Linked DNA regions of Homo sapiens: region 1 is linked to region 2. A link is an interaction called in ENCODE POLR2A ChIA-PET data of the cell type or tissue named here. Cell type or tissue: MCF 10A. All regions are shown on one strand. Links, peaks and the distances in the headings refer to the core of each region. The heading gives the core; the rest is flanking DNA. Region 1 holds the start of FAM219B (family with sequence similarity 219 member B). Region 2 holds the start of LMAN1L (lectin, mannose binding 1 like).

What was found. Peaks named below come from ENCODE experiments on the same cell type or tissue, not always from the same donor. Only the 100,000 strongest peaks of a DNase experiment are listed, where the experiment ranks them.
Region 1: POLR2A ChIA-PET joins it to region 2 with 5 read pairs; 16 of 35 experiments call an interaction of 5 or more read pairs at or near these places.

Annotation. Positions count from the first base shown.
Region 1 is chr15:74,897,634-74,908,826 of GRCh38, forward strand. MPI (mannose phosphate isomerase) reads left to right here. Exons shown (of 8, transcript NM_002435.3): 8 at 1-4,586. The coding sequence ends at 97. FAM219B (family with sequence similarity 219 member B) reads right to left here and starts at 9,218. Exons shown (of 5, transcript NM_020447.5): 1 at 8,954-9,218; 2 at 8,645-8,732; 3 at 7,521-7,598; 4 at 7,031-7,079; 5 at 2,359-5,153. The coding sequence starts at 9,167. The coding sequence ends at 4,986. RefSeq lists enhancers at 1,079-1,578, 7,828-8,634, 8,635-9,439, 9,281-9,560 and a silencer at 8,921-9,220. In MCF 10A, for the core only: no CTCF peak of the experiment used is centred there; no DNase peak of the experiment used is centred there.
Region 2 is chr15:74,803,021-74,815,375 of GRCh38, forward strand. CSK (C-terminal Src kinase) reads left to right here. Exons shown (of 13, transcript NM_004383.3): 13 at 1-177. LMAN1L (lectin, mannose binding 1 like) reads left to right here and starts at 9,815. Exons shown (of 14, transcript NM_021819.3): 1 at 9,815-10,009. The coding sequence starts at 9,835. In MCF 10A, for the core only: no CTCF peak of the experiment used is centred there; a DNase peak (open chromatin) is centred at 5,441.

The sequences.
Region 1 (11,193 bases), core at 1-2,500, 91 kb after region 2:
TGGTGGCGTGCTCTTCATTGGGGCCAATGAGAGTGTCTCACTGAAGCTTACTGAGCCGAAGGACCTGCTGATATTCCGTGCCTGCTGTCTGCTGTAAAGGCTGCAGCCTCCCCAGCTCTCCTCTGCCAGCCACCCTAAATTCCAGCCAACCTCACCTCCTCGGGCCCAGCTCAAGCCCCCTTCCTTGCTCTGGACCCCTTAGGTATACCCTGGAAGAGCTGGGGTGGGGGAGGAGGGAGCGTGAAGGTAGTGACTCCTGAACACACCCAGGTGGAACCATCTTTGGGGAGGAGAGGCCCGTGTGAGGGGTCTGATACTCCCTTTGTCTTCCCTCTCTACTCCTCGCTACACCTGAGCCAGGCTCTTGCCAACTCTGTTCCAGCCTATGGCTTTAGGCTAGCTGTTAAATATGTGACCCAGCATTAGCTCAGCATCTGTCAGAGCAAGAGACCAGGTAATTTCTAAGAACAGGGTTCTAGCGATGGGACTGCCCATTTCCTCAGCTGCAGAGGAGGAAAGGGAAAGGGTAGGCCTGTAGACTAACGCTGTTTACACCCTTGTTCTGTCAAAGCAATTAAAGATCACTTGTGTTGAGGCTGTGGGGTAATGAGCACTCAGCCTTTGGGGTACCTGTTCCTAAAGTGGGCCAAAAGAGCCCTCCCTACATGATGCCCCAGTTTTTGCTTTATTCCTATTTCATACAGCTTCTCGGGGGAGTGAGCAGGCTACACTCCAGAACACCGGTATGGGAAGGAGTGGGAGAGGAAGCCAGCTTTGGCCTCACAGGCACAGCTTGCAAGCAGGCCTTGGGTCTGCCCAGAGGCACAGCTTGCAAGCAGCCCTACAGAGAAGGTGACTCAAAGGATACACCAGTCACCAGTGCAAGACTCTTCGCTCCTGTTTTTCTCTTTTTTTTTTTTTTGAGACGGAGTCTCGGTCTGTAGCCCAGGCTGGAGTGCAGTGGCACGATCTCGGCTCATTGCAAGCTCCGCCTCCCGGGTTCACGCCACTCTTCTGCCTCAGCCTCCCAAGTAGCTGGGACCACAGGCGCCCACCACCACGCCCAGCCAATTTTTTTGGTATTTTTAGTAGAGATGGGGTTTCACTGTGTTAGCCAGGATGGTCTCGATCTTCTGACCTCGTGATCCGCCCACCTCAGCCTCCCAAAGTGCTGGGATTACAGGCGTGAGCCACCACGCCTGGCCCGGCTCCTGTTTTTCAACTGGCCCTAGAGGAGGGGTCCGCAAACCAGGCTGGCAGGCCAGTTCTGGCCATACCTGTTCATTTCCATACTGTCTGGCTGCTTTCAAGCCACAGTGGCAAAGTTGAAGAGTTGCACTAGACTGTACGGCCTGCAAAACTGAAACCATTGACTGTCAACCACTTCTCTACAACATACTCAACTGTTGCAGATTACAGGGACTCAGGAACCGAATTAGACAATTTTCATGGCGAGGAGAAGCCCAGTTAGCTTTCCTAAACGGGCAGGAAGTGTGAAGGAGGGAATCTCCTGATGCCCTGCTCCAGGGGTGGCACACACCTGCAAGAGGCTGTCGGCTGTCTGCTGCTGCTGAGGTTTCTGACCTGCAATCGTAGATCCTGTCACCACAGACTAATCACTTAGTCCACTGGCTCCTTCCTGTGGGATAAAGGTTTAAATTCATGCAAAAGAATCTTTCTGGGCTTCTGCCCACACTAGAGTCCCTATACAATGGAGTTCCAGGAAACCACCTTCAAAAATCTCCTGGGTTTTCTTGCCTCCAAATTTTCTTCAGCTAAAAAACAATAAAGATGAGCTGGAAAGAAAAGGTCTGCTAAAGGGAACCCATTCTACAGAAGTGACTTGCAAGAGCCTATTTCACTCATGCCGTCCAGTGAAACAGGCCCGAAAGTGATGCCCAGTGGGAACAGCAGAAAGGGGAGGGAGTTTCCAGAAGGAATTGCTGTAGTCAGCTGTTAAGCTATTTCTTCATTTCAGGATATCCAGGATATTCTTAACTTTTATTTTTTTGAGACGGAGTCTCGCACTGTCTCCCGGGCTGGAGTGCAGTGGCGCGATAGCTCACTGCAACCTCCGCCCACTGGGTTCAAGCGATTCTTCTGCCTCAGCTCCTGAGTAGCTGGGACTACAGGCGCCTGCCACCACACCCAGCTAAGTTTTTGTATTTTTAGTAGAGACGGGGTTTCAGTAGAGACGGGGTGACAGGATCTACAATTCCAGGTAAGGTCAGGTTGGTCTCAAACTCCTGACCTTGTGATTTGCTTGCCTCAGCCTCTGAAAGTGCTGGGATTACAAGCATGAGCCATTGTGCCTGGCCAAGGCCTTTAAAATCCACTGCAACACAGACACAGCTCAACTAGTGTGATTGCATTTATTCTTATAAATGTACAGAGCTGTAGAAGTGCAAGCCAAGAGTTCTATAGAGTAGTACATAAACACCATATGGTACCACTCCTGCTGGGAGGTAAGCCTGGATACACCCCTCTCCTCAGGAAACTGTCACCTGCAGAACACACAGCACTCAGAATTAAGGCAGTTTGGCCCTGGGCACATTGGTGGTATTTTGGTATGTGGCCACTGGCCCTAAACAACTGACCATTTCTACCCTGCCTCACTGCACTGTCCCACCAGGTCCCTCCAGCTTTTTCTACAAGGTAACACCCTCCTACATGGGGTCAGCCAGCTCAGAAACCTCTTCTTCAGGGACAGTTGCAGCTGAATATGCCAGAGCTGATTATTACAACAACGATGCAGAGGGCCTTGGTTTTGGGGTCCTGCCACCCTCACCCCTAGAAGCTGCTAAACACCCAGGCCATTCTGCCCTGACCACCTCCCCAACAGAGATGTAGGTCTATACTTACCTTCCACAGCCACCTCCCAGCACACACTGGGTCCCTCTACCTGTGTTGCTGTCTTTCTTTACACTGTGCTACATTTGATCCCTTTCCACATGTGCACTTCACCTCTGCAGACACAAGAAAGGCCTGGACATGGTCTCTGCAGATGGGGAAGGGGTTCTGGATGGAGATGTTCTTGAGCTCTACAAGCATTTGCACAAAGTGCTCAGAATGTTGGCCACTGCATAGAGCTGCAGAGTCCCATTCCAGAACAGAGTAACCATCTGCCTCTCTTCCCAAGACCCCAAGCTGGCATGACTCTGGTCTCTGTCCTATCTCTCTGCTGTGATGCTCCTAGCTAGTAGAGTAAGTCAGCCCCCAGATACTGTATATTCCTCTCAACCTTCCATGGTTTGAGAAAAACACAAAGATAGATGTCCATCAGGCACTCACAGGATTACCATCGTAAGGATGGTTGTCAGACAAATAACAAATAAGGCCGTATCTTTTTATTAGACTTGCTCATCTTCTAGTCACCCCTTGTGGTAGAGCGAAAAGAGTGTGTTGTCCCTCTCATGCCTCTGGTGGTCACAGGACACTGAGTAAAGCAAGAGACTGGATACTTTCCCATGTAGAACCTATACCCCAATCCCGACTATTGGGCTGGGAACCCTGTCTATGCCCATTCAAAGCTCACCATGTGGGAGGACTGCTTGGGCCTGGGAGGTTGAGGCTGCAGTGAGCTGTGATTACACCACTGCACTCCAGCCTGGGTGACAGAGACCCTGTCTCCAACAAAACAAAGCAGAACGCTCACCATGGTTCTGAGTTAAGCCAAAAAACAAAACAAAACCTGTTGGAAAAATTCTAGAAAGAGGCTTGGTATAGAGTATAGCAAGATATACTCTCCAATTTGTGGGTAGGGGGTGTCACAGCAGAAATTATGCCTATTTCTGCTGTTTGGGCTGGGGGCTGAAAGAGGCTGTGTCACACCCAGAGGTCTGCTTAAAGCCCAATCCTGAGTATCCAGTAAGGCCCATGCTGTGACCAGAAGAATCTGGCAATAGAATGGTCCATGCTGGAGTGAAGGGAGGCCCTCTACACTGGTGGACTGATTTCCTCAGGCAAGGGTCTAGGAGCTGGCTTAGGTCTCTCTTACCCTTCCTGTCTGTAAGCCTCAGTCTAGGACAAAGCCCACACAGCTGTATACCCACTCTCACGAGTCCATTGCTACTTCTCAAAAGTTTAAAAAGTAAACAATAGGAAGGCACCGGACTGCTCCCTGTAGCTCCCTCTGCTGGTAATAATAAAAACTGCAGGCTTCTGGGGCCAGCCCCAGTACCTTCGACCTAATCTTTAGCTCAAAGACTGGGTGAAGAAACTCACCCAGACCAAGGAAATACAAATAAATAAATATGAACATGTCAGAGCAGTTTTTCTCTAACTAGGGAAGGGCAAACCAGAATCACTAAACTCACCCGGACGGTTGGACCAGTTGGGGATGCCCCAGGTCCAGGGATTCTGGAAGCCAGGATCCTGCTGTATCATTAAGCAACCTGCTATGATCCCTGTCATAGTTAGACAGGTGCAACCTGAAGAGGGACAAAAGGACTCACTTTATGCTGTCTTGAAGGTCAAGCCTGCAAACCATCTTAGAGCTAGGAAGAATAGAGCAAACGGAATTTCTCGAACTGGTCTCAAACAGTTTCTTTTTTGGATTGCCAGCTATAATAAACCATAAAGTGCTATTTTCTGCCTCCATTCAACACTATCTAGCACAGCCTGGGCACAAGAGCTCCCTTTTTGCCTCCCTGAAGCACTATGACAAATACCAATCAAGCTGTCTGCAAGTGTTTTCCTTAGCCACCTTTGTCACCCACCATAAGAACCAGAATTTTCTGTCTTGCCCTTATTAAAGTGACTTCTCCAAACTCTGCTCCAACAGCAGAGGAAAACTACAGAATTCTACCTATCAGCCCACAGCCCAGATGGGGGCCTCTGGCCTGAGAAGCAACAGGTAAGGGCTACCTGCAGGTCACTTTCTAGGGGTCAGTGACTTCAGTGCTCACTGCACTGTGTGAGCTATGAGTGGCCAACAGGGCTCTGTAGGCCTCATGGTGAGCAGGGCCCACCTTGGAGGGTAATGTCTACTGGAGGGTACAGGAAGAAGAGTCCCCAAGACAGCACCAGCAGCAGGAGCATGTTGAAGAGGCCATGGGCTTAGGGGGGATGAGGTCCAAGTCCTCGTCATCTGGAATCTCATCCAGGTGATACCCATCCTGAAGCAGCTGCCGGCTCACATCCTGGTTCACCTGCTAAGAGAAGGAGAGGAGGGAACTATAGGCCAAGATGCAAAGCAGAAGTAACTGCTACCCAAAAGACAGAACCACATTCCGTTACCAGGGCTTCCTGTCCATGTCCCACCCCAGGCCAACCCCACACATCCCTGGACTACAGGAGGAAGTACCACCTTCTCCTACTTGTGCCTCAGCCAGCAGTAAGCCTTAGTACTGTCCAGACTTCACTGTCACTGACCCCCAGGGATCTGTTCTCACTAAATCCTGAGGCATTCATGTAAATATCGAGTTCCCAATATGTTTGAAAATCAGTGCTCTGACAGTTCCCACTGGGAGCCCAGACTAGTCCCTATCAAAGCTGAAGAATATGGGATAATAACAGAACAATGGGCTAGCGTAGTAGAGCATGGGTTACAGTGGAAGGGGGTGGTGAGCAGCTTTGTCTACACACTGCTGGTTAGACTTATCCTTTGATGCCAACAGAGGTGGGTTCCTGCAAAGTGGAATTTGTTGGTTGGTTTCATCAGTTCACTGAACATAAGAAAAATAAGGCTGGGCGTGGTGGCTCACGCCTGTAATCTCAGCATTTTGGGAGGCCGAGGCAGGTGGATCACGAGGTCAGGAGATCGAGACCATCCTGGCTAACATGGTGAAACCCCATCTCTACTAAAAAATAGAAAAAATTAGCCAGGCGTGACGGCGGGCGCCTGTAGTCCCAGCTACTCGGGAGGCTGAGGCAGGAGAATGGCGTGAACCTGGGAGGCGGAGCTTCCAGTGAGCTGAGATCATGCCACTGCACTCCAGCCTGGGCCACAGAGTGAGACTCTGTCTCAAAAAAAAAAAAAAAAAAAAAAAAGAAAAAGAAAAATAAATGAGGCTGGGGAAAGTGTAAGACTTCCTCTTACACACAATCTTTGACACTCAGACATTTAAGGAGGACAAAATTTGCAAACTGCTCTATTCTCTGTGACAGAAACTCAGAGATTAGCCAAGATTTCCAGGAGAGTAAGAAAAGCAAGTGGTGTAGAGTCAGGTCCCCAGCACTTCACCTCTGTCAAAGGGAATGGGCTTCACTTGCCAGGATTTTACATCCCTGTTTTTCTATCTGGGACAGTCACTCTAGAAAAATGTCTACATGGCTATCCCAGGAGTGTTTTAGCCTGAGTTTTCATAGATGGAACAACTGAAGAAACAGAAGTTGTTTGGTCTGGAAGAAAGCAAGCTTGGTGAAAGATGGGCAGGGGAGAGACGGAAATGCTGATCTCAGAGAAACTAGAGTTGCTGTGTGACACTGGAAAGCAGGTCAAGGACCAATGGACCCATTCAGATTAATAAGGAAGATTTCTCTAACAGCTACTCAAAGAAAAAATTCTGTGTGTGTTGAGGGAAGGGTGGGTAGCAAGGCTCCTTGGAGGTGGTCAGTACCCAATTACAAAAAGCATTCAAGTAAGCACAGACTAGCAAACACTTAGCTGGGATCTATCAAAAGGGTTCCTTTTGTAAGCTGTGGCCTAGAAGACTTTTATTTTAGAGTCTTATTTTAGAGACAGGGTCTTGCTATATTGTCCAGGCTGGTCTTGGAACTCCTGGGCTCAAGCAATCCTCCTGCCTCAGCCTCCCTAGTAGCTGGGACTACAGGCATGTACCACCATGCCCAGCTTACATGACTTCTGAGATCATTTCTAGCCCTGAGTCTAAATGGTCTCCTCGATTCTCAACAGCCCTCCTTGGTCACCTATACCTCCACCGGGGGAAGAGGGCAGAGTGGAAGATCGTAGAACAGACCAGAAGTCTGGCACAGTGCTGTGCTCACAGCGGGCACCAAACAAGCATTTGGCAGTGGTGGTAATGCTGCCTGCAGCCTGGCCCTGCACAGAAAGGTGTTCTGGACTTGCCTCTGCAGATGAATACCCGGAGGAGTATCTGGATCCCAGCTCCCCATCACTAGGAGAAGAGGAAAACAGTCAGTTCCGGGAGGTACCTGTGGTGCACAGCTGTAAATCATCAGGCGGAGAGCATGCAAGGGCATCTGGAAGACTTTTGAAGCAAAGGCCACACACAACAGAACTCAAGTCCGAACAGGCCTTGAATAATACTGGTTCCCTCAATTGGTTCTGGCAGGGACAGGGTCACTCTCACTAACAATGCAAACATAACAGGGCAGGATGATCCCCCGGACATTGGTGCTCCGAATTCTAGAGCAGCACGATTACCTATGAGTCTTCTAACCAAGCCATCCTGGGAAGGGATATTGTTCAGAAGAGAACGGCCCTGGAATGTACATGAAGGGCCTTGGAGGAGACAGGGAACAAGCAAAGGCATCAGGCGATCTTCAGTCCCAGCCAAGTTGCTTCCCAAGGGGGTATTTCCAAGGGGAGCACTCACCTGTCAGAGTCGAGGGACACCAGGTTTTCATCTGGACTCTGGCTAAGAGCAGTATAGCCCTTGTTAAACTTCACTGACCTGAGGGGAGACGGGGGAGAAGAGACCAAACATAGATGAAAGCATAGGCATTTCACAGGGATAGGCAGAGTCCTCGCCCTGAAGGAGAAAGAATTGACTGCACTACTGACTTGCCTTCTCCCTGGTCACAGCCACCACTGCCTGCAGCTCCATGTACCTGGCTACAGTGCCTCAGAATGTGTATGTTCTCATTCTTTTTTTCTTTTTTTGGAGACAGAGTCTGGCCCTGTCACCCAGGCTGCAGTGCAGTGGCGCGATCTCGGCTCACTGCAATCTCCGCCTACCATGCTCAAGTGATTTTCCTGCCTCAGCCTCTTGAGTAGCTGGGACTACAGGCGTGCCCAGCTAATTTTGTATTTTTAATAGAGACGGGCTTTCACCATGTTGGCCAGGCTGGTCTCGAACTCCTGACTTCAAGTGATCCACCCGCCTCGGCTTCCCAAAGTGCTGGAATTACAGTCGTGAGCCACCACGCCCGGCCTGTATTCTACTCCTCCCATAGGTCTTGGAAAAAAGCACACCTCCCCTTGCCTGATCTAGGAAAAGCACCCTCTCCCCACTTATTTAATCAGAGGACACAAAAACTGCAAGTCTTTGGGTAAAAGGTTAGGGTTAACCTTCACTTCTCCGAGTTTCAACCCTCATCTGTAAAAGGAGGCACTGAATAAGGTTCTATGCAGCTCCGAGTTTACTATTCTGTTAAAAACAAACAAACAAAAACAGGTCTAGCCATTCCCACACTGCTCTTCGTCCTCATTGCTGGGGACTCCAGCCACCATTCTCCTCCCTAACAGAGGAGGAGAATGATAGTGAATGAGCCTGTGCACTCACAGAACTCCCTTATTCCGAAGCCCTTTATCTGATCCTATCACATCCTTAAAGGAAAAGAGAGATTGTTCCTCTTCCCATTTTAAAGATAGTGAACCTGACAGGTTGCATCAGGGGAATCGCTAGCTCGGCCTTAAACCAGAGCACCCTGCCTCCGTCCTGGGGATTAAAGCCTTCTCTAAAGCTGCTGGCACAGAGGAGGTGGCGCCTGCTGAGACCTTTTCCCTGAAGAGTCTGGGCGGTTCGGCGAGGCCCCCAGCATGCCTTTTCTCCGCAGAACGGCCTTGGCCAGGTCCCGGTGCTTCTCTGGAAGTTAAAGGACCCGGGTCAGCCGGGTCTTCCCCACTCCGCCGCGTCTCCCGAAGGCTGGGAGGCCGCTCTTTCCGAACGGATTTTGAGGGGCGAGAGCAGGCTGCAGCTAACCCCTTCCCTCCGGGGCCGAGGCCCAGCGGAGCTCCGGAACCCGCCCTGGGGACGCGGCCGCCCGCCCAGGGAGAAACCTCCCCCGACCATCGGGCCACACTCACGCAGCTTGGCTTGAATGGAGGGTGCGCGCGTCACCATGTATGGCCCCCGCTTTTCCACGGCCGCGGGGGTGCGCTCCCCCAGACGGAGGGCTCTATTACCGATCTGCCCGGAGGGTGGCCCCGCAGCTCCCGGCGCGCGGTCCCGAGCCCCGCTGGGCCGGGGTCCCGGGGTAGACAACCGCAACGCGCGCCCGCTGGGCTCCGCGGTCGCCATGGCCGGGCCCCGCCCTGCCGGATGGTGCAACCCCGCCCGTGGCGAAAGAGTGACCGGCCGAGGGAGAGGCGGGCTCTTTTAACAAGATGGCGGTGCGCAGGCGCAGGTAGTCCCCTTTCGGAGCTCTCCGGTTCGGTAGTCTGAGGACTTGGCCGAAATGTTCCGCCCTTCTTTTCGGGGGGACCGGGCAGTTCCGTTCTCGGTTTTGGGGTAGGCGGCTTGAGCCTGGTGATGGTTAGGCTTAGTTCTGTCTCTAGTGGAAATTAAATACTGATACTGTCGTGGGGCTGCGCGTGTGCGTCGGTCGGGTGCCCACGGTTTGAGTCCTGGCGCGCCGCACTCTGTGCTTCTCGCAGTGTCTCCTTGGGGGTCTCCCCACATGTGGGGCTGCCAGAGAGCAGACTTGGGTTGAAGAGTCATATGAGGACAAGCGTTATCAGCGACCTTTTCTAGCAAAAGAAACAGGCCCCAGAAGTTAAAGAACCTTGTGAAGGTGACACATCTAGAGGCAGTGCTTGCGCTGATCCATCTGACGCCAAACCCCACCTTCTTTCCAACACCAATTGGTGCCTGTGACATTGGACAGGACCTGACCCTCTCTAGGCCTCAGTTTCCACATTTAAAAATAGAGCCAATGTCACTACTCATTGTACAGTGAGGCAAATAGGCGTTGAAAAGGAGGGTGAAAGTGCACTCTGAGTCTGTGTGTGGTAGGCTATGTGTCAGGGCTCTTGACTTCTCTAGCCCCCAAGGGATGTGCTTGTGACTGGCTGGAAAGAAACTCCAGATCCTTGTAGAACTCCCAAATCTCATGAGGCTGTCCCTTGACTAACTTACTGGCTTCAATAGGGTAGGTCAACAGTGTGCAACCTCCGAGCTCCCAGGGCCACGCAGACCGTTGGGTGGCACTATGCCTTGGGCAAGAGAGGTGAAAAGGAAGAATTTAGGGCTGAAGTTTTCAAAAATCAAAAGCACAAAGGAATCCTTACCATTTTGGTAGATTCCCCCCACTCCCCATGATGTTAGACTGTTTTTGCCTCCAGAAACAGCAGGTTCATATAGCTCAACTTAGTATTTAATGGTTATAACCTCCCAATGAAGCCAATAGTTATTCTTGTTAAACAAATGAAGCTTAGACTTGGTCAAGTTTACCAGTTAAGTGATAAACCTGGAATTTGTACCCAGTTGCCTGTGGACTCCAAAGAAGTAGTTTTCTGGCCGGGCACAGTGGCTCACATCTGTAATCCCAGCACTTTGGGAGGCTGAGGCAGGCGGATCACCCGAGGTAGGGAGTTCAAGACCAGCTTGGCCAACATGGTGAAACCCCATCTCTACTGAAAATACAAAATTAGCCGGGCGTGGTGGCGGGTGCCTATAATCCTAGCTATTCAGGGGCTGAGGCAGGAGAATCGCTTGAACCCAGGAGGCGGAGGTTGCAGTGAGCCGAGATCAGGCCACTGCACTCCAGCCTAGGCAACAGAGCAAGACGCTGTCTCAAAAACAACCAACCAACCACCCCCCAGCCAAAAAAAAAAAAAAAAAAAACCAACAAAAAAACAACGAAGTGGTTTTCTCCTGGTTATGCTGATGTGGACATCACCAAGGGCCAAAGAAAATGTGATTTAAACCAGCAGTCTCCAGCCTTTTTGGCACTAGGGGTTGGTTTTGTGGAAGACAGTTTTTCCACGGGGTGGAAATGCGGGGGCTGGTTTTGGGATGATTCAAGCACATTTATTGTGCACTTTATTATTACATTACAATATATAATGAAATAATTATACAACTCAACTTAGAATCAGTAGGAGCCCCAAGCTTGTTTTCCTGCAACTAGACGGTCCCATCTGGGTGTGATGGGAGACAATGACAGATCATCAGGCATTAGATTCTCATAAGGAGCCCACAACCTAGATCCCTTGCATGTGTGGTTCACAATAGGGTTCATGCTGCTATATGACTCTAATGCCACGGCTTATCTGACAGGAGGCGGACGGAGCTCAGGTGGTAATGTGAGCAATGGGGAGCCACT
Region 2 (12,355 bases), core at 3,984-6,483:
GTCGCCCCGTGTTTGCGCTTGACCATGTTGCACTGTTTGCATGCGCCCGAGGCAGACGTCTGTCAGGGGCTTGGATTTCGTGTGCCGCTGCCACCCGCCCACCCGCCTTGTGAGATGGAATTGTAATAAACCACGCCATGAGGACACCGCCGCCCGCCTCGGCGCTTCCTCCACCGAGCCTGCTTGTCCTGCCCGGTCGTCCCTCCCATGCCATCTTGTCCATCCCCCTGTGTCTGTGAGTGGGGCTGGGTGGGGAGCATGGCTGGGAGATGTAGCCGCCGCTTTGTGTCAGCTGCACGAGTGAGTGTCCTTGTGTCTGCCCTCCGGGAAGTGCTCACCAGTTGCCCTGCTGCCGCCAGGCCCAGCTCCGGGGCCCCATCTACAGGATGCTGCCTGGGGGTTCCAGCTGCCTCCCCTGCTGTTTTCAAGCCTGCCGCACAAGGAGGGCTACAGCTAGGGATGGGAGGGAGCCCAGGCCTGCACAGATGGGAACGGGGTTCTAGTCAAGCCCCCTGTGCAAGAGAGAGAAAAAGCAATGGTGGGCCCAGTGGGCTTCCTCTGGCAGGAGGAGAAGTGTCTCATGCCTGAGAAGATGCTGACCCGGAGAGGGACGGGAAAGCTCCTGGTGGTTCTCCAGTTTCACCCACGATGTCACAGCTTTGCCCTGTCCCCACCCCTGCCATGTGCCAGGCCTTAGGTCATACCAGACTTGGCAGGGGTTGAGGATGCAGGGCAGAGGGGAGATCCTGGCACCTTCCAGTCAGGGGGAGTCCCTCCCCACCCCACCTTGTCGGGGAACATATAGAGAATGTGGACCAGCCATGAGATTTTCTCCCCTCACTCAGGTTGTCCAGGGGCAGTGGTCAGTACAGAACCTCTGAAGGTGTGAGGAGGCTTCATGTATTCCCTGAGGCAGGCAGGTGGGGTGTTCCCCTGTCCTGTTGTGGCCCCGACCCTTCCTCTACCAGCCAACAGGACCTGAAATCCAGGAAGATCTGACTTCGAAGTCTACCTTGTGTCTGTTCCTCAGCCCCACTGTAGTTCCATCTACCAGTGCAACAGCCTCCTCGCCGCCTCCACTTCATCTTCTCTGCATACTGCCAGACTTAATTTTTCTAAAACTACACCATTCATTCAACAACAAATATTTGAATACCTGCTGTTTGCTAGGACTGAGGTTCATCAATAAGCAAAACACACCCTGTGGAGTCCACAGTTGGGAAGACAATCAAATAGTCACATATAGACAGTGACAAACTTAAGTGCTACATGAGGAACACAAAACATGGGAATCTTTGTAGATCAGGGAGGGCTTCTGGAAAGAAGCAGCGTTTAAGCTGAGATCAGAAGCAGAATGAACAGGTTGTATGGCAGGAGTTAGCAGCATTCCAGGAAGAGATGCTGAGACTGGAGGGAGGGCAGCTTTGTCTCAGATCTCCAAGAAAGTGGGTGAGGATGGACGAACAGCCAGGCCTGAGAGGTGAGGCTGTGGCTGTGGCAAAGACTTAGCTTTTATCAAACAGAGAATAATGGGAAGCCAATGACAAGTTTGATCAGGAGGGTGAGATGTCAGATAATTTTTGTTTGTTTGTTTGTTTTTGAGAAGAAGTCTTACTCTGTCACCCAGGCTGGAGTGCAGTGGTGCCATCTCAGCTCACTGCAACCTCCAGCTCCTGGGTTCAAGCGATTGTCTTGCCTCAGCCTCCCAAGTAACTGGGATTACAACAGGCATGCGCCACCATGCCTGGCTAATTTTTGTATTTTTAGTGGAAACGGGGTTTCGCCGTGTTGCCCAGACTGGTCTCAAACTCCTGACCTCAGGTGATCCACCACCTCGGCCTCCCAAAGTGCTGGGATTACAGGCGTGAGCCACTGCACGCGGCCCAGATATGTGTTTTTGAAATCACCCTAGCTACTGGTAGAGGAGTTTCAGAGAGTACAGTGAGGACTGGTCCAGATGAGAGACGGTCTCCAGAGAGATTTAGCTCCAGAGCTAAAATTGACCGAACTTGGCTATGGATTCAGTGTGAGAGTGGAGGAGAGGGAAGGGCCGTAGCAAGGCCTGATTGAGCAGAACGGATGCAGGGAGGGCAGCAGGGGGCATCTGCTGAGCGAGGACAGGAGACTCATGCTTAGGAGGGAGTATCATGAGCTCTGTTAAGGACATGTTAAGGTTTTTGTTGTTTTGAGACAGGGTCTCGTTCTGACACCCAGGCTGGAGTCCAGTGGTGCAAACACAGCTCACTACAGCCTTGACCTCCCAGGCTGAAGCAGTCCTCCTGCCTCAGCCTCTCAAGTAGCTGGGACTACAAGTGCCTGCCACCATGACTGGCTAATTTTTAAATTTTTTGTAGAGACGAGGTCTCCCTATGTTGTCTAGGCTAGCCTTGAACGCCTGGGCTCAAGCAGTCCTCCCACCTCGGCCTCCCAAAGTGTTGGGATTACAGGCGTGAGCCACCACACCAAGCCACACATTGAGTTTTAAGTGAGGCTTTGAAACTGCCAAGAAGCTGGGCGCGGCGGCTCACGCCTGTAATCCCAACACTTCAGGAGGCCAAGGCCAGTGGATCACTTGAGGTCAGGAGTTAGAGACCAGCCTGACCAACATGGTGAAACCTCGTCTCTACTAAAAATATAAAATTAGCTGGGCGCAGTGGTGCACACCTGTAATCCCAGCTACTCTGGAGGCTGAGGCAGGAGAATTGCTTGAACCCAGGAGGCAGAAGTTGCAGTGAGCCGGGATCATGCCACTGCACTCCAGCCTGGGCAACAAGACCAAAACTGCATCTCTCAAAAAAAAAAAAGGTCAAGAAGAGGAGGTTGACCATGCCAGTGCCATGTCGTAAAAGCCAAGGAAAAAGAACTTCAAGAGGAGGAAGCCACCAGGGTCCCCGCCTCCCAGAAGGCACAGAGATGGAGGCTGAGTCTGCCCCTTGGTTTTTATTTATGTATTTATATTTATTTTTTGAGACAGAGTCTCACTCTGTCACCGAGGCTGGAGTGCAATGGCACGATCTCGGCTCACTGCAAGCTCCACCTCTCAGGTTCACACCATTCTCCTGCCTCAGCCTCCCGAGTAGCTGGGACTACAGGCGCCTGCCACCACTCTCGGCTAATTTTTTGTAGTTTTAGTAGAGACGGGGTTTCACTGTGTTAGCCAGGATGGTCTTGATCTCCTGACCTCGTGATCCACCCGCCTTGGCCTCCCAAAGTGCTGGGATTACGGGCGTGAGCCACCATGCCTGGCTATTTATTTTTTTTGAAATGGAGTCTCGCTCTGTCGCCAAAGCCAGAGAGCACTGGCACAATCTCAGCTCACTGCAACCTCCACCTCCCAAATTCAAGCAATTCTCCTGCCTCAGCCTCCCAAGTAGCTGGGATTACAGGTGCCCACCACCACGCCTGGCTAATTTTTGTATTTTTAGTAGAGACAGGGTTTTGCCATGTTGGCCATGCTGGTCTTGAACTCCTCACCTCAGTGATTCATCCATCTCGGCCTCCCAAAGTGCTGGGATTACAGGCATGAGCCACTGCACCTGGCCAAACTGCCCCTTGGTTTTAGCCACAATGTCTGTGTTGATAAGGGCTGATTCCAGATCACAGTGACTAGAGAAGGGTGTGAGAAACGCAAGAGGTGGACAGTCTGAGAAATGAAGTTGTAATGGAGAGATGAGAGAGGAAGAGTGACAGGAGGATGTGGTGGATTTAGGGTTTTTTTCTTTTTCTTTTTCTTTTTTTTTTTTTTTTGAGATGGAGTCTCGATCTGTCACCTAGGCTGGAGTGCAGTGGCGCAATCTCAGCTCACTGCAACCTCAGCCTCCCGGGTTCAAGTGATTCTCCTGCCTCAGCCTCCTGAGTAGCTGGGACTACAGGTGCCCACCACCACACCCAGCTAATTTTTGTATTTTTAGTACAGACAGGGTTTCACCATGTTGGCCAGGCTGGTCTCGATCTCTTGACCTCCCAAAGTGCTGGGATTACAGGCATGAGCCACCGCACCCGGCTGGTAGATTTAAGACAGCAGAGTCTTGAGCAAATTTGGCTGCCAAAGGGAAGGACATTGACCTTTAAATTGTACTGAGTACTGAGAGTGAGGCAAGAGATATAGACAGGAGGGGTGGTATGTAGATGGTAGAGCCTTCCTTAGAGCAGGGGGTGGGTGGTGGGAACCCAGAACATGGGGGAACCGGCCTGAGATGGGAGAGGGATAGTCCCTCCGCAAGTGCAGAGAAGGAGGGAGACTCAGGCAGTGGTGCACTGATGAATGTTTAATATCCAAATCTAGGACACGGGCTGGGTGGGGTAGCTCTGATTTATAGCATTTGCTGATATCCGCGGAGTTAATACTCTGACTGTGGTCAATTTCAAGCACCAATCTGACTTCACTGAATACAGCGCTGGATGGGGATTCCAGCAATCAGCTCTCACAGCTGGTCCAAGCCAGCTAGGATTCAGAAACCCACAGTGAAGCCCGTGGCTATAGGGTCACAACAGGGGCCAGCCAAGCAACACAACAGAGATGGGCCAGGCATAAAACAACAGGAGAGAAGGGACAGGGCTCAGCCAATGGGACCCTGAGGGTTGCAGGCTCAGATGGCTGGGTGTTCCCATTCATCTTTCCTTTTTCTTTTTTTTTGAGAGGGAGTCTAGCTCTGTCACCTAGGCTGGAGTGCAGTGGCATGATCTTGGCTCAGTACAACCTCTGCCTCCTGGGTTCAAGCGATTCTCGTGTCTCAGCCTCCCCAGTAGCTGGGATTACAAGCGCCTGCCACCACACCTGGCTAATTTTTTTATTTTTAGTAGAGAGGGGGTTTTGCCATATTGGCCAGGCTGGTCTCGAACTCCTGACCTCAAGTGATCCACCCACCTCAGCCTCCCAAAGTACTGGGATTACAGGTGTGAGCCACTGCACCCAGCCTCTCTGTTTCTGCTTGTTTTTTTCCTCTTTCTTTTCTCTCATCTCTCCCTTCTCTGCCCTGGCAACTGGCTCATCACAGATGAGCAAGACATAGATCCTGCCCTTAAGGAGCTTGTGAACTGATGGGGAACCTTCTCAGGACTCAGTCTGCTGTCCGGAAAAGTGGGGGAATACCTGCCACCAGCACCCCACCAATGGGGCAGAGGCGGTGGGAAGTGCAGGGCGGCTCCTCAGACACTCAAAGAACAGGCAGGGACAGCAAGGGCATTCCTGGCAAAGGAAGGGCACTGCCCAGCCAAAGGTGGTGAGGTGCGACAGCGAGCTGACCAGCTTGCTGGGGCTCAGACGCCAAGGGGTGTGGCTTGGAAGCCAGTGAAGCTGAAGCGAAAGCAGGGGCCTGGACCTCACCTGCCTCTGTAGGCCCAATGAGGAGCTCAATGTTATGGGAAGATAGCCAGAAGCAATTGAAGGGCTTAGGACAGAGGTGTGGCATGGCCAGATCTGTATTTTATTTTATTGTATTTATTTATTTTTTTTTTGAGAAAGAGTTTCGCTCTTGTCCAGGCTGGAGTGCAATGATGCAATCTCGAGTCACTGCAACCTCTGCCTCCCGGGTTCAAGCGATTCTCCTACCTCGGCCTCCCGAGTAGCTAGAATTACAGGCATGCACCATCATGCATATTTGGTATTTTTAGTAGAGACGGGGTTTCATCATGTTAGTCAGACTGGTCTGGAACTCCTGACCTCAGGTGATCCACCGGCCTTGGCCTCCCTAAATGCTGGGATTACAGACGTGAGACACCGCACCCAGCCCAGATCTGCATTTTAGAAAGACCTTTTTCACTGCAGTCTGGGAGACGGTGAGGAGGCTGCAGTCAGCAGGTAGTGGGGAAGAGGAGGATAAAGGGGCTGCTGTCCTATTGAGCTGAGCACTGTCTGCCAGGCCCTGTTCTAAATACGTTCCATGTAACTTTTCAAACAACTCTTGGAGGCATATACCATTAATGCTCCCATTTTACAGATAAGAAAACTAAGGCTTGGCAAGATTAAGGAACCAGGTAACACGGTATGAATGGCAAGAACAAATGTAAGAACCTGCCTATGGCTAGATGTGGGGATGAGGCAGAGGGAAGGATATGGGAGCAGTTCCACTCTCTGGTGTAAGGGGGCGGTGCCACCTGGGAGACCTGAGGCCTGGAGGAGGATGAAGGGGCTGGAGAAGAGGAATTCAGTTTGGAATTCCTGGGGGCCTTAGTGACATCCAAGCAGAGATGTCCGCTGCAGAGAGACACATTCATTCAAGTCTTCCAGGAGAGGCTGGCTAGAAGTAGATTTGAGAGTGTGCACAGGGATGTGCTTGAAGTCATGGGCATGGAGGAGCTTGGTCAGGGAGTGTGGGGTTGAGGAGAAGCAAGCCCTGAGGCTTATGGGGGTAGGGAGGGAGAGCAGCTGGCAAGGGATTAGTGAAGGGAGCAGCCAGGGGCAGGGGGAGAAGCAGGTGGGCCTTGGGGGGACTCAGGGTACAGGAGGGGTCGGGGAGAGCAGGTGGATGTCAGCAGCATTTCAAGCGGCAGAGACTGGGTTGAGAAGAGTCTCCTAGGACCAAAGAACAGGCATAGCTGCTCAGGCCTTTGCGAGGGCGTTTTCCATGGAGTGGTGGGGACAGGATCGGGAAGCCAAGGGCTTGAGGATCCAGTGGGCTTGAGGGGCTTGAGGATCCAGTGAGGAGGCGGGGACAGAATGGACAACCTGTCCACCAGTGTGGCTGTGAAGGGAGGAGGAGCAGATGGAGGCAGGTGAGGGCTTGGTGTTGCAAAATGCTTTTTTTTTTTTTTTTTTGAGACAGAGATTCACTCTTGTCGCCCAGGCTGGAGTGCAATGGCGCGATCTTGGCTCACTGCAACCTCTGCCTCCTGGGTTCAAGCGATTCTCCTGCCTCAGCCTCTTGAGTAGCTCAGATTACACGCCTGGCTAATTTTGTATTTTTAGTAGAGATGGGGTTTCACCATGTTGGTCAGGCTGGTCTTGAACTCCCAACCTCAGGTGATCCGCCTACCTCGGCCTCCCGAAGTGCTGGGATTACAGGTGTAAGCCACTGCACCTGGCCTGTGAAATGATTTCTCATAGCATGTTCTAACATTTCACATGTACAACTTTGATTTTAATCCATTTGTAAAGCTTCAGTCACTGACTCCTATTGGGAACCTCCAAAGCACAGTAAAATTTCAGCTATCCAGGATTCTTGGCAAATGAGTCATTCTGGAAAACCAACTTTTATTTGGATGAAAATATTTGAAATATAGGATTTCTTTCTTTCTAAAAAAAATTTTTAATGAAAATTTTCAAATATATAAAAATAGGCCAGTGTTGTGGCTCACACCTGTAATCCCAGCACTTTGGGAAGCCAAGGCAGAAGGATCACTTGAAGCCAGGGGTTCAAGACCAGCCTGGGCAACAAAACAAGACCCCCATCTCTACAAAAATAAAAATTAAAAAATTAGCTGGGGGCTGGGCGCTGTGGCTCATGCCTGTAATCCCAGCACTTTGAGAGGCTGAGGTGGACGGATCACCTGAGGTGAGGAGTTCGAGACCAGCCTGATCCAAAATGGTGAAACCCTGTCTCTACTAAAAATACAAAAATTGGCCAGGCGCGGTGGCTCACACCTGTAATCCCAGCACTTTGGGTGGCTGAGGCGGGTGGATCACGAGGTCAGGAGATCAAGACCAACCTGGCAAACACTGTGAAATGCTGTCTCTACTAAAAATACAAAAAAATTAGCTGGGCGTGGTGGCAGGCGCCTAGTAGTCCCGGCTACTCTGGAGGCTGAGGCAGGAGAATGGCATGAACCCGGTGGGGGCAGAGCTTGCAGTGAGCGGAGACTGTGCCACTGCACTCCAGCCTGGGCAACAGAGGGAGACTCCATCTCAAAAAAAAAAAAAAAAAATACAAAAATTAGCCGGGCATGGTGGTGGGTTGGTGGGTGCCTGTAATCCCAGCTACTCAGGAGGCTGAGGCAGGAGAATCGCTTGAACCTGAGAGGAGGAGGTTGCAGTCAACCGAGATCCCGCCACTGCACTCCAGCCTGGGTGACAGAGTGAGACTTCGTCTCAAAAAAAAAAAAAAAAAAAAATTAGCTAGCAAGGCACGGTAGTGTGTGCCTGTAGTCCCAGCTCCTCTACAATCCTGCCATTGCACTTCAGTCTGGGTGACAGTGAGACCCTGTTTCAAAAAATAATAAAAGTAGAAGATATAAGGAACCCCTGCATCCCGCCATCCAGCTTCAGCACTTACCAACTCAAGGTCAATTCTGTCTCATCTCTACCCCACCTGCTCACCAACAAGCCCTGGAATATTTTGAAGCAAATCCCCGATGTTACAGCAATTCATCTGTAAAGCTTTTGTATGTTTCTCCAAAAGACACTTTAAAAACATAACCACAAGCCAGGCGTGGTGGCTCATGCCTTTATTTCCAGCTATTCAGGAGGCAGGAGGATCCTTTGAGCCCAGAAGTTTGAGTCCATCCTTGGTAACATAGGAAGACACCACCTCTCAAAAAAAAAAAAAAAGGCCAGGCGCAGTGGCTCACGCCTGTAATCCCAACACTTTGGGAGGCCAAGTCAGGCGGATCACGAGGTCAGAAGATCGAGACCACCCTGGTTAACACGGTGAAATCCCATCTCTACTAAAAAATACAAAAAATTAGCCAGGCATGGTGGCGGGCACCTGTAGTCCCAGCTACTTGGGAGGCTGAGGCAGAAGAATGGTGTGAACCCGGGAGGCAGAGCTTGCAGTGAGCCAAGATCGCGCCACTGCACTCCAGCCCGGGCGATAGAGCGAGACTCCGTCTCAAAAAATAAATAAATAAAATAAAATAAAAAATAAAAAACATAACCACAATACCATATTAGTTCTCAATTTTTTTTTTCGAAATGGATTTTTGCTCTTATCACCCAGGCTGGAGTGCAATGGTGCAATCTCCGCTCACTACAATCTCTGCCTCCCAGGTTCAAGTGATTCTCCTGCCTCAGCCTCCCAAGTAGCTGGGATTACAGGCATGCACCACCAGGCCTGGCTAATTTTTTGTATTTTTTTTTAGTAGAGACAGAGTTTCACAATGTTGGCCAGGCTGGTCTCGAACTCCTGACCTCAGGTGATCCACCTGCCTTGGGCTCCCAAAGTGCTAAGATTACAGACATGAGCCACAGTGCCCTAAAATTTTTAACAATTCCTCAATATAGTCAAATATCCATTGTTCAAAAATATCCATTGTTCAAATTTCCCCAATATCTTTTTTTTTTTTTGCAGTTGGGTTAAAATTTGGCTCCAAACAAGGTCTGCACGTTGCGTTTTTGTGCTGTCTCTAAAGACTCCCTTCTTTTTTCCATGTAATGCTTTTGTTGAGGAAACCAGGCTGCTTGGAAGGATGAGCCTGGGGGAATTCGGGAGAGGGAGAGAGGGGGCAGGGAGGAGAGAAGGATGGGTGTCCAGATAGATGTGCCATCCATGCTGGGGGACACAGGCAGAATGTGGAGGCCTGTCTCCCTAACTGGGAGGGGAGGCCAGGGCTGCTGAAGGGTGGGGGCCAACCCTGGGCACCCCCCCTTCCCCTCTGCCGCATCCAACTGCTGGAAGTGATGGGAGACAGAAAGATGGCCTGAGTCAGGAGCAGGGGCAGAGCTCAGGTTGTCGTGGGGTCCCGCTGCCCACGTCAGACTGGAGGTGAGGGATGGGCGGGGCCTGACAGCAGGCCTGGAAGGAACAGGATGTCTATGCTGGAGATAGAGGGAGAGGACAGTGCCAAAACCCAGCTCCTGGCCAGTCCCCAGCTCCTCCCTGCCTGGCCCTATCCCAGGATCCCCTCCCCGGCCTCCCAGCTATGATCTACCCCGGGGCCCAGACTTCAGGCGCCTTCACGATGCCGGCGGTCAGTGGTCCAGGTCCCTTATTCTGCCTTCTCCTCCTGCTCCTGGACCCCCACAGCCCTGAGACGGGGTGTCCTCCTCTACGCAGGTTTGAGTACAAGCTCAGCTTCAAAGGCCCAAGGCTGGCATTGCCTGGGGCTGGAATACCCTTCTGGAGCCATCATGGAGGTGAGGGGCAGGGGTGGGGACCAGCTATGCCCAGGGTCCCTCAAAGTGCTGGAGGGGCTGTGACTTGGTGGGGAGTGGGTCTGTCACAGCCATCCTCTGTCCAGGGTGGGGCAAGGCCTGGGACAGTGCCAGGCACCCCAGGACCCCTTCCAGGCTTGTCTCCTGCTCCACCGCCTCAACACCCCCCACCCCTGCCCAAGCTGTTTCTCCTCTGCCTCTCTGCTTCCCTGCCCCAGGACTTCTCTCTTCTCCTCTGCCTCTCCTTGGACCCCTGCCCTTCCTCTACCTCTGACCTGTGAACACACAGACACATGCTCACACACTAAGTCCCAGGCACACAGAAGGCAATGTGGACCAGCACAAACCTCCACTCTCCCGGCTCCATCCCAGCGGGCCTGTGGCTGGCCATGAGAACTGGGGGCTACCTGGAGGGAAGCATCCTCATCCCAGGTGAGTGGGCACCAGCCCTTCCCTGTATGTGTGTTGTGGGTGGAAGCAGGCATGAGAGCATCTTAGCCCATAGGTTTGTATTCAGGGACTTCCAAACCCAGACCTACAAAGAGTGTGTCTTCTACCAGATCTTGTTCAAAAAAGGGTTTGTGATGATGGAACTACACGATAGAGGGAGTGAGCAAGAACAATGAGGATTAGAGTGGAGCGTGAAATAGTCTAGGAGCATGGCTTCCAAAACATATGCTGTGAGGTCTGTCCACCTGAGAGTTGGGCCATGGATTTAATTCTGAGCCTCTTAGCAGGCAAAGCAAAGACAGAAAGCAGATCGGCTGTGGATTTCTGTCTATAAAATGTGAGTTCTTGGCCAGGTGCAGTGGCTCACGCCTGTAATCCCAGCACTTTGGGAGGCCAAGGCGGATGAATCACGAGGTCAAGAGGTTGAAAACCATCCTGGCCAAAATGGTGAAACCCTGACTCTACTAAAAATACAAAAATTAGCTGGGTGTGGTGGCGTGCGCCTGTAGTCCCAGCTCCTCAGGAGGCTGAGGCAGGAGAATTGCTTGAACCTGGGAGGCCAAGGTTGCAGTGAGCTGAGATCCTGCCATTGCACTTCAGCCTGGGCACAGAGCCAGACTCTGGCTCAAAAAAAAAAAAAAAAAAGATGTGAGTTCTGAGAAATGGCACGATTCCTAACTAAAGCCAGGACAAAATATCCCTTTTTTTTTTGTGAGATGGAGTTTCACTCTTGTTGCCCAGGCTGGAGTGCAGTGGTGTGATCTTGGCTCACTGCAACCTTCACCTCCCAGATTCAAGTGATTCTCCTGCCTCAGCCTCCTGAGTAGCTGGGATTACAGGTGTGTGCCACCACACGCAGCTAATTTTTGTTTTTGTTTTTGTTTTTTTTTTTTTGAGACGGAGTCTCGTTCTGTTGCCCAGGCTGGAGTGCAGTGGCGTGATCTCGGCTCACTGCAAGCTCCACCTCCTGGGTTCATGCCATTCTCCTGCCTCAGTCTCCCGAGTAGCTGGGACTACAGGTGCCTGCCACCACCCCCAGCTAATTTTTTGTACTTTTAGTAGAGATGGGGTTTCACCTTGTTAGCCAGGATGGTTTCGATCTCCTGACCTCGTGATCCGCCCGCCTTGGCCTCCCAAAGTGCTGGGATTACAGGCGAGCCACCGCGCCCAGCCTAATTTTTGTATTTTTTAAGTAGAGACGGGTTGTCACCATGTTGGCCAGGCTGGTCTTGAACTACTGACCTCAGATGATCCGCCTGCCTCGGCTTCCCAAAGTGCTGGGATTATAGGCATGAGCCACCGCGCCCAGCCCAAAATATTCCTTTAAGATGATAGGCCCTGTCAGTAGGGTTTCTTCCAGTCCTCCTTCATAGAGACACAGGAGGTAACAAAAAGGTGGGCTGTTTCTCACAGCACCAAGCTGGGCCCTGCTTCAGGACCAGGATGGCAAAACTTATACAACACTCACTGCTATGGGCCTTGCCAAATCTGGGTGTCACAGATCATGTGAGGGAGCAGAGGCACCTTCTCCAAGATCACCCAGTGATGTGTGCATTGTCTGTTCATTCATTCGTTCACCCTGATGTTCCTCTGTGCCCAGCCCAGAGATACCAGGCAGAGTGAGGCTGAAGGAGCCCATGGTCTGGGGCAAGGTCTCACCCACAGGCCTTGTAAGGCTGAAAGCCTTCTGCAAGGATTTCAGAGGCAGTGACAGCTTCCAGAGGCCCTGGGACTTGTGGCCTTGCAGCTCTGAGCCTCCCTACCCCCATCCCTGGCCTTTATAGAGCAAACAGGCTGGATTAGCTGCCTCCAGAACGTCCTGGCAGAGTCTGGGCCCTGGGCCAGGTTCCAGGCTGGCAGGTTGGAGGGTGGGGAGCG